2 separate regions of the Homo sapiens genome follow, and region 1 is linked to region 2. A link is a loop called in an ENCODE intact Hi-C map of the cell type or tissue named here. Cell type or tissue: PC-3. All regions are shown on one strand.

Region 1 (2,500 bases), 46 kb after region 2:
AGTACTCTCTACATTTCTTTCCCTAGAAAAAAATATTACCACCCTTTAGATTCTAATTCTAAAGTGCTACATCTAATACCTCTAACATAAGTAAAGTCTCATTTTAAAGCATGTCCAATGAATAAATTTGCTTCTACTGCCTTTGCATATGCTAAGATTTTGATGGAGGAAAAAAAAAGTACCTGAAAGCAGCTTTCATGGAACCCAGCTATAAAGCTCCACAAACCCCATTTTTCCAGTGAGCTCACAGATAGTACCCTGTGCCCTATGTCAGCTTAGGGCAGCAGTTAGAGGCCTTTACCAACAGAAAAGAAAAAGCCTAGCTTGCTTCTAAGGCTACATACATCCAGATCTGTTCCACCAAAATCAAATCTGTGGCAAGGAGGTCCATGGCTACAGATTCTTCTGCTATGAGGCACCCAGGGAAATAGTCCAGAGGTCTGAATTGCAAACAAAATAATTTTAACTAATATAAAAAAGACCATCTGTTCAGTAACTAATTCCCTTGAGGACATGATATGGAAGTCAACTATCCAGCTTCCACCTTTACATAGTATATAAATGAGAAGAGAAAAGCGAGCAGGTTGGGTGCAGTGGCTCACGTCTGTATCTTAACACTTTTGGATTATTTGAGCCTGCCCAGGAGTTAGAGACCAGCCTGGGCAAAACAGTAAAACCCCATCTTTACAAAAAAAAACAAAAAACAAACAAAAAAACAATAATAATAATAATAATAATAATAATAATTAGTCTGGAGTGGTGGTGTGCGCCTATAGTCCCAGCTACTTGGGACGCTGAGGTGGGAGGATCACTTGATTGCGCCACTGCACTCCAGCCTGGGACAAAGCAAGACTGTCCAAAAAAAAAAAAAAAAAAAAAAAAACAGAAAGAAAAAGAGAATGAATGTTAAAATGTAGGCAGAGGCATGAAAAATAGAAAAGAAAGTCAGCTTGCAGAGCCAAGTTTATATCTTACCCCACCCTGATGTGGTTGGCCAACAGCTGATAGAGGGCTTTTCGGTAAAGTAGGTAGAAACAAACCCCACCAACCCTCAGGTTACCAGGCAATGTGCCACCATGTTATTAAAGCCATCATGGTGAGAGTTCCTGGGCAGGCAGCCCGCTGGAATGCTGAGTCATCTGTTCCCCCGCTCACAGCTGGCCCTCCTCCCCAGCACATGCTCTGCCCACAAGCACACTCTTTGGGGAATGCATTAGGAAGCAGCTACCTGAATGTATCCTGAAAATCACAGACAAGGCACTAAACACACACCCATTGGAGCCTGTTCTGTCACAACTCAAGCCAGAGTGCAGGCATAAATCACTGCCGTTTCTGGAAAGAGCACAGGCACACCTTGCACTCAGCTCTCTAGAGGCCTTAGCTAAATGCTGTTTAGATTATTTTTAAAAAATGTGGTTTTGACTGGTTCAGGATTTAAAAGAGTTAACAAACATCATATGAGCAGAAGGCACAATGGAATGAGTGTGTACACTCTGGGGTAGACAGCTCTACTACTGGAAGGCCACATGCCTCTCTGGGCAACTGTTTTCTTATCTTTGAACTGAGATGCTTTCCACAGTTGGCTTCAGGGAAAGCATCTAAGACTGGAGTCACAACAGAGTATTCACGCATGGGGCAAGGGGTGGGGACGCTAAAGCTGAACTTTGCCTTTAGTTAAAATTACCCTTGAAACTTCTTTCTTCACACTGGAGAACATGCGTCTCTCAGTGAAGCCAACACAGCTGGTTTTTCCTCCAGGGTCAGAACACACTACTGTTTCTCCTCTAGGACATCAGAGGAAGACGATGGCTTGCATGTGAGCACCATGTTATTAAACACACATGTACACACATGTGTGAACACACATGGTTTATAACCAGCAGGAAGCTTGCTACAAGAAGAGTGTGAAAGTTGATATTCACAAGGAAGGGGCAGAATCTACATCTCCCATTTCATCTCCAACTCACTGGGATAAGGATAAATACTTTTGCTGAGTGAAGTGACAAGCAAAACCAGTCTCACACCCTAAAAAATAATTAGCCACATCAAGTACATTTGAATTCACACAAGTTTCAAAATGTTATGATGTAACTCTACTTGGTACCTAGCAAATATACGATCTAAGCCTCTGTGCCTGTCCTCTGGTCACATGTACCCAAGCTAGTTCTCTGAAGACAAGGAAGGTGTTTTAGCTATTCTATACCTCCAGTGATATTTCTTCAGGAGAGAACAGCTAATACAGCTACTTCTCTCTGCTTCCGAACAGCCCTGGGCTTGCAATTACTACAAGCCACTGAAGAACCACGGCTTAACTTCTTAGGGCATGGATTTTACCAGAGATCAGGGAGGAAAAATTAAATAATTAATCTGGCAATTTAAAACAAATTAATATTAAAGTAAAATGGACATATTGCAGAATAGCATTTTTTTAAATTGTGAGAATGGTTTAAATAAAACATAAGACGGTAGAGATATTTCACCTTCTGCCCCCCTCACCCCG
Region 2 (2,500 bases):
CTTCTCTTCACAGTTTCTTAATAGTATCTTTTGAAGAAAAGAATATTTAATTTTGACTAAGTCCAATTTATCAACATTTTTCTTTTATGGCTCATGCTTTTGTTGTCATATCTAAGAAATCTCTGCCTAATGCAAGATACTAAGATCTCCTTTCATTTTTTTCTTCTACCAGTGGTTATCATTTTAGTTCTTCCATTTAGTTCTATGAGTCGCTTCAAGTTCATTTTAAATGTGGTGTAACATAAGAACAGAAATGTGGTTTCTGGCATAGTTACCCAGTTGTTTCAGTACTGTATGTAGACAAAGCCTTCCTTCGCCTACTGGATTACCAGCACCTGTGTCAGGAATTTTTGTTTTTTCCAAATTCTCAACAGTCATTAGCTTCAAGATTCAGAAATGAGAAATTCAGAATTCCCAAATCATAAAATATTCTGCATTTTTCATAGCATTGTGTTACATGTTGTTGAATAATGAGTTATAAATAGCAAATCACTTTTATGTGATACACTTATACTGAAAGCTTCAGGGGTCAGTTCTATAAAGTAAGATATAATAATATATGCACAGGTTATTATTATGAATGAATACACTGTGAGAAAAGCACGTATTTCAATAACACATAAAAATAACCTCTACCTGATATAGACGTTTGTTAACAGAAAACATTAAAAACACAGTAGCACCAAATGAATGCCAAATATCATTTAAAAATTGAAAGATGCCACAAATATTTAAAAGTTATTCTTAAATGATACTTTAAAACACACAAGTATTAACTAATATTTGTTTTGTGAAAAATATTCCAAATGTAGAAAAGCTTCTTTCATTTTATGCTGAACATTGGTCAAGAGTTGGTCAAACTCTTCAGAGTGGTGTCCAAAGCCAACTGCAGTTAGGATTTAGACTATATACGGCTTCATATAAGCCCAATTCCTTTCCTAGTGTTGAAAATATTTTGTCTGCTTGCCTTGATTTTGCTCTTAAAATTGATACTGCTTTTCCTAATTCAAATTTTATATCAGCTGATTTCACATTAAGAGTATTCCACAATCATATTCACACATCTTCTCTTTACATTTCTCCTGTAAAAGTATTTACAAAGAACCGTAGCCTACATTAAATATTCAAACACTGGAAAACACCAGTGAACATTATTGGATTCTATGAAGATAATGTAACATTTGGCTATCCTAGCAAGGTTAACAGCACTACACAGGAATCACGCTTCAAAGCTACCAACTTAAGGGCTGCTGCCAAAACTTACATCTTCCAACAAGACTTGGAGGATTTTGTAAAGTATACTCATGTGCAAAACTCAATAGATTTTTATTGAGAAGAATGACTCACTATTAATAGCAGGCAGGGCCATAAACATACACTTGCAATATGGTGACAGTGACAAGCAAGAATGACGTGATTGGAATGTGACCCCTTCTCTCCTACATGTTGCTGTCCTGGTTCTGAAATGACGACCTTAATCTCTGACTCCATGTGTCGCTGACTGTGCTCTTGCCTTTGACCTGATGCTGGATAATTCCTTTAAACTAGTAATGCCCATGTTGGCTGTTAAAATTTTAGTTCTCGCAGAATATTTCCTTTTCCTGATTTCTTGACTCATTTTTCTCACAATTTGGAATAAGAGACAAATGTCTCTAAATGCCAAGAAGGAATTCCTGCATGGAAAAACTATGGGAAATCAACTGATCACACATATGTGGTTGTATTCTTGGACTCTCTATTCTATTTTGTTTCACTATCTGTCTTTCCTTACCCAGCCCCACACTGTACTACTACAGTTTTACAGTAAGTTTTCTTTTTTTTTTTTTTAAACTGATGGGGTCTGGCTCTCTCACCTGGGCTAGAGAGCAGTGGTGCAATCACAGCTCACCGCAGCCTCAACCTCCCAGGTTCAAGCGATCCTCCTACCTCTACCTCCTGAGTAGCTGGGACTACAGGCATGCACTACCACACCTGACTAATTTTTAATTTTTTTGTAAGGATGGGGGTGTCTTGCTATGTTGCCTCAGGCTGGTTTTGAACTTCTGGGCTCAACTGATCCTCCCTCCTTGGTCCCCCAAAGTGCCGGTATTATAGGCGTGAACCATCATGCCTGGCCTACAGTAAGTCTTAAAGACAGGTAGAGCAAGTCCTTTAGTTGGCTGGAACGTTCATGCGCTGTATAAAATAACAGTACCCTTTCATTTTAAAGAGCTGCTGTTTGCAACATTCTCATATTTGGTAACTGTATATGACCCTTTTAAGCTGGACACATGTACACTCCCATTTTGCAGACAAGAAACCTCATCTTCAGGGTAAATGACCTCCCCCAGGTACTGCAGCTGGGCAGGTGGCTCTGAGATTGCACTCCAAGTTCAATGTTCTTGGCACTGCTTTATAAACTCCCATCTTCCTAGGGCCAGCTCTCCTCACTGTGCCGGTCTCAACAGAAAAGAGACCCCCGCACCATCCCCACGGAGGAGCCGAAACAGCCACTTACCTT

What was found. Hi-C counts contacts between places; a loop is a spot of excess contacts. Peaks named below come from ENCODE experiments on the same cell type or tissue, not always from the same donor. Only the 100,000 strongest peaks of a DNase experiment are listed, where the experiment ranks them.
Region 1: a loop joins it to region 2, with 2.5 times the contacts of the local background. A loop is called at or near these places in 4 of 110 quality-filtered maps.

The regions. Positions count from the first base shown.
Region 1 is chr16:14,500,578-14,503,077 of GRCh38, forward strand. All of the region lies in intron 21 of PARN (poly(A)-specific ribonuclease), which reads right to left. Among named protein-coding and RNA genes, the nearest start is that of LINC03107, 73 kb to the left of the region's middle. RefSeq lists enhancers at 975-1,269, 995-1,289. In PC-3, no CTCF peak of the experiment used is centred here; a DNase peak (open chromatin) is centred at 1,154; H3K4me3 peaks cover 321 bases; H3K27ac peaks cover 2,300 bases.
Region 2 is chr16:14,454,358-14,456,857 of GRCh38, forward strand. All of the region lies in intron 22 of PARN (poly(A)-specific ribonuclease), which reads right to left. Among named protein-coding and RNA genes, the nearest start is that of LINC03107, 27 kb to the left of the region's middle. In PC-3, no CTCF peak of the experiment used is centred here; a DNase peak (open chromatin) is centred at 1,414; H3K27ac peaks cover 358 bases.